3 separate regions of the Homo sapiens genome follow, and all the other regions are linked to region 1. A link is a contact called in ENCODE Hi-C or POLR2A ChIA-PET data. All regions are on one chromosome and are shown on one strand. The core of a region is the stretch at or near the end of the contact, and the rest is flanking DNA. Distances in the headings are between cores, read along the strand shown. Region 1 holds the start of STK33 (serine/threonine kinase 33). Region 2 has its middle 22 kb from the start of DENND2B. Region 3 overlaps DENND2B (DENN domain containing 2B).

Region 1 (4,459 bases), core at 845-3,344:
TATATTTCTTGCATTGACCCTCCTATACGGGGCATATAGGTGATTATATTAGTGTGGTAGGCCCCTCCTCCCAACTCCAAAGAGTTGGAAATACTATATGGAATTCAAAGGCAGGAATACAATTCATTTCAGAAAATACCATGACTAGGAATGGAAAGCCGTCAGAACTCTTTTGGTCTCTTCTTTCTGTATATCTTTTTCAGCCTTCCTCTTCTTTTCCCATTTTCCCTGCAGCCTGGCTTTCTACATTGCTTTTGGCCACATGGTGGGAAAGTATGTCTGTTGAAGGCTTCTGATTTTCTATTTTAAAGATGTTCTGTGTTTCCACATTAGCTTCCTAGAGAAAGATTGCAATCTCTCTGTCCTAATTCCAAATTCCTGGGAGAGGGATATGATTGCCTTATCTTGAGTCAGGTCCCTACTATTGGAGCAATCAACTGTAGTCAGGTGGCCTGGTTACCTTGTCTGAGGATCCAGGTCTAGTTTCCAGAAAAAGACATCTGGTTATACTGCTGTTTTTGAAATGCAACTTGCATTGAAGGTCAAGAAACCATTAGTGGGTAGAAACTAGCCTTAAAAAGAGATTAAAAGTATCAGGGTGCATAGCATGTGATGTGGGTAATGTTTTATAAAACTTGTTTCATTTACTAAATATATGAGTACCTGTGTATTGAGTGATAATGTAAAACATATTTATTTTGATGGATTGTGCTCAAAAAAGTTTGAAAAGCTCTGCGCTGGACAAGCTGGTAGGATTCTGCTACAAAGATGTAATAAACAACATTCTTAAAGTAATCCCTCTAGTAAATGCAGAGGTATCATGAATTTTTTTAAACAGCATCTCTTAATATAAGCAAATGGCATAGTGCTAAACATGACTTGGTTCATGCAATGTTGCCAACGGTGAAGACAAAATGGTACAAACATACAGTTTTTTGGTGGTCTGGTTTAATCCAGGGCAAAACGCAGTCCAGTGGTTGCTTTTGTTTTTAGAGGCAGGGCTGGCTATGTCGCCCAGGCTGGAACCTGTGAATATGTTACCTTATATGCAAAGGGCACTTTACAGATGTGATTAAGGACCTTAAGATGCGGGAGATTATCCTAGGAGATCTTTTTTAATCTCCTAGAGCCTGGTACCTAGTAGGACGTCATTATATGGTAGGTTTCTTGCAGCCCTTTGGTGGCCAGGTAGTTTTTAATTTTGTAGAGATGGGGGCCTCCCAGTGTTACCCAGGCTGGTCTTGAACTTCTGGGTTCTAGCAATCCTCCTGCCTTGGCCTCCCAAAGTGCTGAGATTATCGGTGTGAGCCACTGCGCCCGGCCTAGTCCAGTGGTTTGAAGTTTGAAGTTACCAGTCACCCATTATGACCATTTTGAGTTTTTTGATGAAAAGGACTGGATGAACTAGTTGCCAAATGTAGCCTCCCCCGAAGCAATACAATGAATCCACCTGCCGTATCAAGTTACTGGCTATCAATCAGCTAATTTTAGAGAACATCTGCCTCAAATAATTAGGCTAGTATTAGGAGAGTTGAATTTCTTCCCCACACTGCTAGAGAGTAGGACCCAGGACCACAGAAGCCATTCTTAGTTCAGGCCAGTAAATACATTAGCATACAGCTGGACCCTCTGTTGCATGGGGCAGGCATTCAGATGGTTCTCATAGGTTTGTAGCTAAAACATATCCCTGAGAATCGTCATTTGATCTGTCAGGAGTCTTCTCAGCCCCTGCGTGGGGACAAACACCCTCCCCCCAGCATTTTCCCGTCTTTTTAGGCCAGCTCCCCACTCACTGCAGTTCAAGGCTTGCAGCCCTTGCTCCAACTGGCTGGGGCTTGATGGGCTTGACTCCGAGTGAGAAGAGTGGCCTGAGCATCAATCACCTCAGTACTGTGATATTCCTGCTACAAAGCTTTATTTTACGTAACACGTGGCTGCTCCTCTGTGCCCCAGACGGGGTTTTAGGTCCTTCTCTAAGGCGAGCTGCCCTTGGGCGCGCCTGGGGCTGCACCTGGGTCACGTGGGCGCCGTTGTGCAGCCGGCACCTCCCGGCCAACCCCGCGGCTTGGAGAAGGGGCTTTGCACCCGCCGCCGCTGTTTGTCCTCGCGCGGCCCCCGTCCACTGCCCTGCGGTTGCTCTGCGGGCTGAAAAGTTTCTCCCGGTGCAGAATTCCGGGCTCAGCGACAGCCTGCGCCGAGTGTGCGCACCTGTCGGAGACCCGCCAGTCCGCCGGCCGCGGTGAGTGGTCCCTGGAGTCACTGGCTCAGGGCGGGCCCGCGGGATGGGGCGGGCGGCCCGGGGCGCAGCCGGCCAGGCCGTTGCTATGGCAACGCGGTGGAAAAACGGGCCTCTGGGTATCTCGCTGCCGGCCGGCTGGTAACCCCCCAGCGGAGGGACCGGGCCGAGCCCGCGGACCCCTCCGAGTGTCTCCTGGGGCCCAGCCGTTGGTACCCCATTTCCCCCGGGTCCGGTATTTGGGGTGGTCTCTGTCTGCCCCGGTTCATCTCCACCGTCTCACCTTCACCCCATCTTGGGACGTGAAACTTTTTGAAAGTTTAGAAGCGAACTTACTGTGGGGTAAGTGTGTGGGAAACATCCTTAGAAGTTCTGAAGTTGTGTTTCTTTTTTTTAAACTGCTAGAGCCTGGTACCTAGTGGGACCCCATTATATGGTAGGTTTCCTGTTGCCCTTAAGATAGTCTCTTGCACCTAGAGGCTGCACATAGGAGGTGAAAGGATGACATAAAGCAGCCCCGTACTGGCTCTGTGGACAGGTAATTTAAGAACTCTCCCTCAGCTTCCTAAATGTAGATTATAATTTCTCACAAGGTCGTGGGTTTCAGTGAACCTATATGTGAAGCTGTTTTGTGAACAGTACATGTGAAAAGCACTTGAGCGTTAGTAAGGGATATTTGCATGCTAAGAGTGGTCTGGTGCTCCCCGTCCCATATCACCAGCTAAGAAGGACCTTCTTTTTTGCCTGACCACCAAATGACTCCAATATCCAACCAGAAAATAGGATAGTCCTGCCTTGAAAGAGGGCTCTGTGAATGGAAAGGAACATCAACAAGTTTTGAACCCAAACTCTTTCCTTGTTCTCCAGGCCCGTGCCTTTAGACAGTGATGGATATGCAGATATATCGCGCATTTAAATTTTTAGCTCGTGTAAATCTCTGTTGCTATCTCAATGGGTCATACCAACCTCTAGTTTGCAAATCAGAAATCTTGGCCTCATCCTTGACACCTCGCACTTTCTTCCTTTCCATATCCAAACAATCATCAAGTTCTATTCATTTTATCTTCAAACCAAATCTCAAATCCATTTGAGTATCTCTGTCTCTGCTACTATTACCCTAGACCAATCTACCATGATCTGTTGTCCAGTAGTAGCCTCTTAACTAATCTAAAGGTATTTATCCTTTCCTTTCAATATTCCCATCCATTCTTTGCCCTGCAGCAGGAGTAGTATTTTCACAACTAAAATTTGATTATGCTACCCCCCAACCTCCTCTAGCTCAAAATCCATCATGGCTTCTCATTATTCTTAGAATAAAGACAAAACTCTTAATGTGGCCAAAAAGTTGGGTGACCATGTACATGACCATCCAGACCAAGATATTTTTGAGAGTTCGAGGCTGCAGTGAACTTGCCACTGCATTCCAGCCTGGGCAATGGAGTGAGACCCTGTCTCAAAAAAAAATAAAAAAACAGTTCCCAAAAATGAAATTATAGGGAGGTCAAAGGGCAGGAACATTGTGAATGCTCTCAAAACATCGAAACATTGCCATACTGTTTTTCAGAAAGATTATGCCAATTTACATTGCCACCGTCAGTTTTATGACACCCATATTAGCATTATTATTTTAAAAACTTTGCTAATTTCACAGATAAAAATGGCACCTCCTTATTTTAACTCACATCTGTCATTATTAATATGTTTTAAGTGAAATCTTATTGTTAGCTATTAGCAAAAGCTTTTTGATGGTTTTTGTATTGGAGTCTTAGTTTTTTCTTACCAGTTGTTTAATTGTTTGATTTTTATCTTCCCCAGCCCAGGCAGGAACCACTATGCTGGGCTTTGGCTGGAATTAGTTGAATAAGTTATCCCTGGAGCCTGGGGCGAGTTGTTACTTCCCTGCAGGCTACAGGGCAAGGCAGAAAACTGTTTCATAGTCTGTTTCCTGGGGCAAAAACTGGAATCAAGACTGGGCTGATTGCTTGTTTTTCTGAACTTTGAGTCAAACAGGGCTTGGAAGAAAGAGAGCATCCAGGTAGGAGGCAAAGACCAAGACAGACAAGGAAAGGCAGAGTAATTTTTTTTTTAATTTTATTATTATTATACTTTAAGTTTTAGGGTACATGTGCACAACATGCAGGTTAGTTCCATATGTATACATGTGCCATGTTGGTGTGCTGCACCCATTAACTCGTCATTTAGCATTAGGTATATCTCCTAATG
Region 2 (4,459 bases), core at 1,034-3,533, 240 kb before region 1:
TACATTTTGTTTTATTGCTAGTATTTACAGAGGTATTGTTTTGTGTCTTTATTATGTATAAACAGTATTTCAGCCATGTTGTTCATTAATGAGCTTGTCTGCGCATCTGGCTACCATGTCTGGTGTTGTTTCTGTGGAAAACTGTCTTCAACCTATAAAGGGCGACTGCCTGAAAAAGGAGCTTTTAGTGAAAACACAGTCTGTTCACCCTCTGGCCCCTGCTGGTGAAGTTGCTCTAGAAGAGACTGACTCTGTTCCCATTGCATGAAGAGGAAGAAAAGTGCTTCCAAGGGCTTCCGGGAGCAGGTCAGGAAAGCTAGGTCTGTTTTCTTCAGTCTCGGCTAGAGGAGCTGGAATGTGCCATGCCTAACTTTGCCTAAGCTCTTTTCTTTTTCGCACTGTGTGTCACACTGGGAAAAACTTGAGCTTAAAACCCAATGAAATTCTCCCACTTTGAAAATCATGATGTAATTATGACAGGATCGCATTCTTTAAACTTACTGTTTAGTGGGGTTAGTGGAGTTATCTCCTCTGATTTTTGACAAGGAAATAATACATTCTTGTTGCAATGCTGTATCAGGTCTTAGGATGGAAAGCGTCTAATTTAAAGCTACAGACCTTTCCTGTAGGACGCATATGCTGCTAATCTATGAAAACTGAAGATGTCCCAGTGCACTGTGTGTAAACTGCAGCATCTCCTTGTGGAATGAACAGTTCAGGAAAATAGAATGACTTTCCAAACTGTACTAGGTTCCAGGTGACTGAAAATTTCCTGTGAGGGTGGGAAAGCTTATCCAGATGTTCTTGCTTGGGGATCAGCATGTGTCATCCCGTTCCAAAGAAGTACAGTCACAGCTGATTTTATCTTTGTCCTTCTTTCTGTGGTGCCCAGGGATGCTCTTTTTGAGTTCATCTTTGGTCTTGTCTCTCTGAAAAAAGCAGCATGCATTTTGATCTAGGTTTAAACAGTTAAAATCTGTGGCCACAGGGTAAGGTGAAACTAATGGCTCTAAGTAGCCAACTTTTTACCTTTGCTTCACTGGCACCAGGCTGTGAGTAACTGAACTAACCAGCTGCAGACCCTTATTATGCAATTTTGAGGTAAGGATGGGTGAAATCCTAGGGGCTGGGAGACAGACATGTTTGGCTACCAGAGAGATGACATCAGTTCATTTACTGGTGCTGTGGAGGAAGGGGAGATTCCAGGTGCTTAGCCTTCTTCCTGCATGTGGGGGTGTCCAGAGCCACCCTTAATCCTATTCGCAGCCAAGGTCTTTGCTTGGGAAAAACCATATTTAACTCTGTGCCTCCTGTTATCCCCATAGGGACATGAAGTTGGAAGGGTTCTTGTATCTTTGGCTTCCCGAACAAAGCTTTGAAGAACAGACGTGTGTCTATATGTGTCTCTGTGTGTATTTTGTATTAATGCTAGCAACTGATTAAGGTTTTCAGAGTCCAGGTCGTATATGAGAAGGGGAAGTGTCATCTGGATTTTATGGAATCTGTATTAGGAATTGCCCTTTCCTTGCAAAGGAAACAGTTAATGATGTAATCCACTTTTAAATTAAAATTATTTTATTATTTTATTTTGATATCCTTCACGTGGACACTTAGTATATAACAGGAAGGCATCTTTAATAACTCTTTCTGTGTTCTGCTCCTTCTCCTGTGCTTATCCTAGAACAGAGCCTTACAGGGTCATAATTTGGAGGAAGCACAGGCTTCTGGGAGCTGTGGTACTAACAGTAGGACTAAAAAAAGCCTTATGACCTCTGAAGCATGACTGAGAGAATCAAGCTGGGAGGCATTAGAGCCCATCTGCTCACCAGCTTTGCTGGCCTGTCAGATGTTGGGCTTCCCCTCCGGTTTGCCCTCCTCCCTCAAGATGTGTTAGAAAATGAAGCCTGCTTCCTGGAAAGCAGGTGACGCCAAAGCCTATGCTAAGAGGATCCGACCTCACATCTGCGTGCCTGCCTTGGGCTCCCCTGTGACTGGATTGCTTCGGGTCTCCCTAAGACCCTTGCTGACATTCAAGTGCAGCCGCTGCTTACTGGAAGCCGTCTGGGGCCAGCCCAGGCTTGTTCTGTCAGGGCCTCTTCCCACCACTGTGTCCTCGCCTCCTGTGGGCTTTCACATACAAGGGCCTCACCATCCCTGAATTGCCAGAATCCTTGTTGTGAGAACCCAGTGCCTCCCAGTCAGGGCCCAGGAAGCTGTGGGTAAGCTCTTGGTTTCCTTCTCGGCCAGACACTTCTGGGAAACTATCTGCATTCCTTTCTGCCCAACTCTGCCTCTGGGCTCTGGGGCTGTGTGGGGTGTGGCTGCCTCATGCCTCTGTGAGGAGGAATGCTAGTTCCACTGAGACCAGCCATGGAAGGTAACCAGGAGTTTGAAGGTGGAATTCCCTTTTCTTGCAGTCCTAGAGCCAGGAGCTAGCTTTTCATGGATTGTGATGAGGTGTTGGTTCTTTTTTTTTTTTTTTTTTTTGGAGACAGAGTCTCGCTCTGTTGCCAGGCTGGAGTGCAATGGCACAATCTCGGCCCACAGCAACCTCCGCCTCCCCGGTCCAAGCAATTCTCCTGCCTCAACCTCCCGAGTAGCTGGGACTACAAGTGTGCACCACCATGCCCAGCTAATTTTTGTATTTTGTACTAGAGACGGGGTTTCACCGTGTTGGCCAGGATGGTCTTGATCTCTTGACCTTGTGATCCGCCCACCTCGGCTTCCAATAGTGCTGGGATTACAGGCGTGAGCCACTGTGCCTGGCCGAGGTGTTGGTTCTTTTAAAAATTTTCCAACTTGCTTTCCTGTCTCGCTGTCACTCTGGAAGGCGGGGGTGAGGGGTAGGAGGAGAGACAGTCGGCTCAGTCGGCTGTGATCCATCTTTGGCACTGGAGATGGGTGTGGCAGATACCTTTTGTGAGGAAGGAGCTTAGAGGCAGATGAGAGAATCTGCCTCTTGGTCTTGGTATAACTGGACGTCTCCCCAGTCTGGCTCTGTTGACACTCTGAATGGTTTGTGAAGGCATCCTCTGGCCCCTGAAGGCATTACCATCCTTACCAGGTTTAAAATCTTTCAGAGTGCACCCAGCATCATCAGCTCCTGCAAGCAGAAAGGGCCCAAGGGAGCATGAACACACACTGGGTAGAAGTTAAGCCTGGTTTTTTAAAATTTAAGTTTAAATTTTTAATTATTTAGGGAGTGAATCCTACAGAATTTAATTTTTCCATCTTTTTTTTATGGAGACAGGGTCTTGCTGTGTTGCTCGGGCTGCTCTTGAACTCCTGGGCTCAAACAGTCCTCTTGCCTCAGCCTCCCAACGTGCTGGGATTACGGGAGCAAGCCACCCCACTGTGTGCAGCCCAGAAGTTGAGCCTGAGAGGTAGGCTTATTGCCCTGTGTCTACCCAAGGGTGTGTGTGTGTGTCTGGAAGTGGAGATTAGGAGTGAATGCATCTTATAAACAGGAGAAGATCTGGAGAGACGATGGTGGGGGCTGGCTGTGGGGAGCACAAAAGCTGGGACTTTTGCAGAGGTGTATTTGCTCCCGAGTGGCCAGAAGCCAGGAGTAGTGGGGAAGGTGGGTTTAGGCATGCTAGGTTATGCTTGCATTGCTGAGTACCTTGGGTGTGATGGCCAGGAATGCTTTCCTCTGGGAATTGGGCCGATCTCCTGACAATCCTCCCCATTTTACACCCATTACATACTTATGTGATTCTTACCTATCAGGGAGGTCTTGGGGTCATGTGTTGTGGGGCAGAGGCTCTGAGTCTAAGAATGGGCTGGTCAGCCAGGGGCTCCACCTCCCAGTTTGTTGGCTTCCTCAAGGATGCCATCCTTCTTTGCAGCTGCCAATCTTCACTGGTGTCTGTGCCCTGGCAGGGTATAGAGCCCTTCTCATGGGTGCTCTGCCTCTTTGGGGGCTTGAGAACAGATGGGGCTTAATTTGAAGCAGATTTCCCTCCAGGGCCCAGGTATGAAATATATATTAGAAGATGACTACTGGTCTTGGCTTTTCTTTCTTATGTGTCTCTTTCTTCCTTTTATCTTCCCACTACTGTCAGGCACTGTGAGCAGCTGTTGCTATCACACGGGCGGATCAGAACATGAAGAATGGAGCTAAATAGAGCTGTCTGCATGCTGTTCTGATGGGCTCAGGCTCAGCCTCAGAGAATAGGTGGATTGGAGCCTGTGATGGGGGCTCTTTCCCCCACCAGAGTGGGTGAAAGCAGGGAGGAACAGGCGGGAAGATACTTTAGGAGTTGGGAGGGTATTAATTCCACCTCTTCTCTCCTTCCTCTGTACCCCAACATTCCCTGTGAGTTGTCAAGGGCTGGAGAGATAACAAAGATCTTTCTTTCCACCATCAGGCAGTAAGGCAATGCAGCCCTCGCTGAATTTTCAGCTCCACTGACATTGTGATGCAAATATTAAATAAAGCTTATTTTCTGACCTGAGG
Region 3 (4,459 bases), core at 1,328-3,827, 140 kb before region 1:
CGCCCCCCTGCCCCGACAGCGTTCAGGATCCATTGACAGTGGCAAACTGACCAAATTTCCCAGGTGATTACTCTGAAGAGCCAGCCCCTTGTGAATATGAGTAATTATCAAGCTAAGATGGAACACTGTGTGTTAGGCCCCAAGCTCAATGCGCGACAGGTACTATTTCTCACAGGGATTCTCTGAGATATGTGATCTTTCTTTTTTTTTTTTTTTTTTTTGAGACTCTTGTTTTCACTCTTGCTGCCCAGGCCGGAGTGCAATGGCGTGATCTCGGCTCACTGCAACCTCCGCCTCCTGGGTTCAAGTGATTCTCCTGCCTCAGCCTCCCGAGTCACTGCAATTACAGTTGCCTGCCACCACGCCCAGCTAATTTTTGTTATTTTTAGTAGAGACTGGGTTTCGCCATGTTGGCCAGGCTGGTCTTGAACTCCTGACCTCAGGTCATCCATCTGTCTCAGCCTCCCAAAGTGCCGGGATTACAGGCGTGAGCCACTGCACCTGGCCGAGATACGTGATCTTCCAACACCCATTTTAGAGTTAAGGAAACTGAGGCTTAGGGAGAGAAGATTACTTGCTCAAAGTCATGAAGCTTATAAGTGGCTACACTGAAACTTGAACCCCAAGGCTGTGATGTTCTTACCCTCTCTTGAGACTGACTGGCTAGCCATAACCTGATAAAAAAAAAAAACAGTACTAATGATAATGAGCATTTTGCATCCATGGTCTCATTGGCTCAATATGACAACCCTGCGATGTAAAATGGAACAGTTTTGAAGAAATGAAACTGGATGTTCAGAGTGTGAGTCCATTGCTAATAAGAGGTAGAATCAGAAACATGCAGACAGATAACAGAGAATTCTACCCTCAAGTGAGAATGTCACCCCAGGAGGGCAGGGCCTTATCTTTATTGTTTACCAGACCTTGGAATGAGTGACTGGTGCCTTCTCTGTGATATGGGGCTTCAGGTCAGCACAGGCAGGTTCCTCTGTGGTACAGTGCACTGGGCCTGGCCTGTGTGGGGAGGCTGGGGCAAGGGTAGCACGTGAAGCCGTGGGTCCCAGGTCAGCAGTGACACCAAAGACAGGACCTTCAGAGGAAAGGGCCAGTCTACTCTCTATTTTATGCTGCATGAGAGGGGAGAAATGAAACCTCAGTTGAAGCAGGGTAGGCATTGAGAGAAAGTTCTTAACCTGTGAGGATTTATTCGTGCTGGAGCCACTAAGGGAAGTTATAGAATCACTCTTTCTGAAAGCATGCTGGGATCAGATGGACCAGAGGACCTGAATCATTTTCCTATCCCAAGGAGCCATGCCCCACACTACCATAAGTAACAGTGGTTCCATGGACTGGTGAATTCTCTCCTGGGCCGCTGGGGAGACACAGCCCTAGGGAACCACATATCAAAGTGCCTGAGCAGGTGAGGCATGTATAGTTTAAAAAGGCTTCCCAAGAGATTGTGAGTCTCATTAGGTGCCTGCCATCTCCCAGTAGAATATAAGCTTCACGAGGACATGAATTTATGTCTGTGTTGTTTATTCTTGTATCTAGCACCTAGAACAGGCCTAGCACAGAGTAGGTGCTCACTAAGTATTTGTCGAATGAATAAACAAATGAAATTGTCCTCTGTCAAATGCATCTTCAGTTGAGAACTAAAACAGAGTCCTTTGTGTAGCACAGACACTCATTCACTTAGGGGCTAGACTGATGACCTTTTGTATTTATGGTTCTATAAAATAAGAGAGACCTAAGGCCTCCATGAACTGTGAGGAAGTTGGGATCTCCCCCCGCCTCAAGCCTGGCGACTTGCCCTGCCGCTCCCTACCCCAGGGAGTGCGGAGGCTTACTCTGTTCACACCTCCTCACTGAGCAGAGCCTCTTTGGTCATTGGCTTGGCTTGGCACTGAATTTCTCTCATCTGTGCCCATATACACATGGGATGGCTCTTGTTTGACTTGCCCTTTGAAAAACAACTTAAGCATGTTGAGGTTTCCTGTTGATTGGGGGCAGCCAGAGGCCTGTGACCCAGCAGGGAATTGTCAGCCAATCCCTGACTCACCCAAACTCCAGTTTTCTGTGTGTGAGCGAGCAGTGACAGCAGCCTGGCTCAGGGGCAGCTGGCTGCCTTCCTGTGGATAGCATGGCATTCCGGAGCCTGAGAGGCTGGGCAGCCCAGAGCTGAGGGCCACGGCCTTAGGGTCAGGTAGGCCTTGTGCTGTGCAGTGTTGGCAAATCCTGCTGTTTTTGAACTGAAACTGTTTGGAAAGAATTCTGAAAGTTGACAGTGGTTACTCTAGTAGACAAGTAGAAAAGTGTGCCCAAGAGGAAGTATGCTCATGGTGCTCTTCAATAAGCTCACCTTTCCCTTCCTTTTGCTCTTCATCATTCACCGAGCACCTTCCAGACACTATTTGTTTGTCCCTGGGCCTAGAAGAAACCATGGTCTAGTAGGGAAGACCAAGAAGTCCCTTGATACTTACAAGTGCTGTGGCAGGGGTGTGCTGAGTGCTGTGGGGATTTCTCTTGAGTTGCCTCAGGGCCCTGGCAGTTCAGAAAGTGGCAGAGGCACTGCTTCCTCTTCAGAGAGTCAGCCCAGTGTAGTGGAAGTTCACGTCCTGGTTTCACTTACCAGCTGAGTGACCTCGGATGAGATATTAAACCTTTCTGTGCCTTAGTGTTTTTTATTTGTAAAATGAAGATAATAAACATGATAACCTCATAGACTTTTCAGGAAGATTAAATGAGTTAACATATGTAAAAACATTTATTCAGAAGTGTTCCTTGTAGTTGCCAAGATCTGCATATGGATTTGGAGCTGGGACATGGTAGATGCCAATTATTGGATGTGATGCCACTGCTGGAGGGTGGAGCTGCCTAAGGAGTTGGCCTCCCCACCCCATTGGCTTCCTCAATGATAGAGTGGAAAAGACTCTTTCCTGAGGGGCGCTTCTGACCTGTCTGAGGCCCTCAGGGATTCTAATTCTGGTCAGAACCCAACATGAAGAAGTGAGATGTTATGTCTAGTAGCAGAAGTCCCAGGGGAGACAGAGGCTTGTTAAAGGGAAAGATCAAAGGGTCTGAGTGTATTTGGGGGCCACTTCAGGGAGTAGTGTTCAAGAACCACCTTGCACCAGTTCACAAGAGCTGATTAGTGGCATCTCTTCTCAACTCCACAGCCAGTGACGTCACATTGGTAGCTCAGCCATAGTTGGAATATTTATACTACCAAAGTTGGCAAGTGCTACCAATCTGCTGTTGCCCCTAGAGAGCCGGTTGTTCAGACTTGTTTGGTTTTGGGGTTTTTGGTCCCTTTTTCCCTCTTTTTACCATACACAGAGTCTCACTATGTTGCCCAGGCTGGTCTTGAACTGCTGGGCTCAAGCGATCCTCTTGCCTCTGCCTCTCTAAGTGCTGGGATTACAGGCATGAGCCACCACACCTTCTGAGAACTGGTTGTTAAGCATGTGGCAGCACACCACTGGGCTTTCTGTCCTCTTACTGGCAGATGTTAGACTCTTGGGATGCTCTCGCTTGGCACAGAACAGGTGTCTGTTTCAGACATTACTCAGGGTGCCTGGGGATGGTTTGGGCAGAGAGGCCTGTTGAGTTTGGCCTGCTGTGATTAAGGAGCTATTGCTCTCCTTGAAGACAGCCTTCAAGGTATATTACTTGAATAGAATACTCTTTGAGAGTCCTCCAGGAAAAAGATGCTGAGTTCTGTAAGAATAAAACAGGATGCCACTGGTTGGTCAGCCACTCACTGCCATTTTCTTTTCTTTTCCTTTGTTTTGTTTTGCCCCCAGGTCTCAGTCAGTCTCTCCACCTCCAGTTCTCTCCCCACCAAGGAGTCCCATCTACCCGCTCAGTGATAGTGAAACCTCAGCCTGCAGGTACCCCAGCCACTCCAGCTCCCGGGTGCTCCTCAAGGACCGGCACCCCCCAGCTCCTTCACCCCAGAATCCTCAAGATCCCTCCCCAGATACTTCCCCACCCACCTGTCCCTTCAAGACCGCCAGCTTCGGTTATTTGGACAGAAGCCCTTCGGCGTGCAAGAGAGACGCCCAAAAGGAAAGTGTCCAAGGCGCAGCCCAGGATGTAGCAGGGGTCGCTGCCTGCCTCCCCCTTGCCCAGAGCACGCCATTCCCGGGGCCAGCAGCTGGCCCCCGGGGCGTCTTGCTGACCCGTACCGGTACCCGCGCCCACAGCCTGGGCATCCGGGAGAAGATATCAGCATGGGAAGGTCGCCGAGAGGCGTCGCCCAGGATGAGCATGTGTGGAGAGAAGCGGGAGGGCTCTGGGAGCGAGTGGGCGGCCAGTGAGGGCTGCCCCAGCCTGGGCTGTCCCAGCGTGGTGCCGTCCCCCTGCAGCTCTGAAAAGACCTTTGATTTCAAGGGCCTCCGGAGGATGAGCAGGACCTTCTCCGAGTGTTCCTACCCAGAGACTGAGGAGGAGGGAGAGG

What was found. Hi-C counts contacts between places; a loop is a spot of excess contacts on that map. ChIA-PET counts read pairs that join two places held with the same protein, here RNA polymerase II (POLR2A). Pooled maps may share reads with other maps.
Region 2: a loop to region 1 is called in a pooled map, with 2.7 times the contacts of the local background. The contact joins the enhancer-like site here to the promoter of STK33 in region 1. A Hi-C loop is called at or near these places in 5 of 50 pooled maps. POLR2A ChIA-PET finds 5 or more read pairs at or near these places in 2 of 52 experiments (Panc1 and activated T-cell).
Region 3: a loop to region 1 is called in a pooled map, with 3 times the contacts of the local background. The contact joins the enhancer-like site here to the promoter of STK33 in region 1. A Hi-C loop is called at or near these places in 1 of 168 maps with a recorded cell type or tissue (K562) and 2 of 50 pooled maps. POLR2A ChIA-PET finds 5 or more read pairs at or near these places in 2 of 52 experiments (K562 and activated CD4-positive, alpha-beta T cell).

Annotation. Positions count from the first base shown.
Region 1 is chr11:8,591,863-8,596,321 of GRCh38, reverse strand. STK33 (serine/threonine kinase 33) reads left to right here and starts at 2,094. Exons shown (of 16, transcript NM_001352389.2): 1 at 2,094-2,239. RefSeq lists a silencer at 2,272-2,531.
Region 2 is chr11:8,830,480-8,834,938 of GRCh38, reverse strand. It overlaps a transcript of DENND2B not described here. Among named protein-coding and RNA genes, the nearest start is that of DENND2B, 22 kb to the right of the region's middle. RefSeq lists enhancers at 1,497-2,297, 2,029-2,348, 2,298-3,099. Within about 2 kb of position 2,283, at least 9 of the 41 ENCODE cell types and tissues checked have a DNase peak (open chromatin) inside an H3K27ac peak, as active enhancers do.
Region 3 is chr11:8,730,554-8,735,012 of GRCh38, reverse strand. It overlaps DENND2B (DENN domain containing 2B), which reads left to right. Exons shown (of 20, transcript NM_213618.2): 3 at 3,804-4,459. Among named protein-coding and RNA genes, the nearest start is that of DENND2B-AS1, 36 kb to the left of the region's middle. Within about 2 kb of position 2,577, at least 28 of the 41 ENCODE cell types and tissues checked have a DNase peak (open chromatin) inside an H3K27ac peak, as active enhancers do.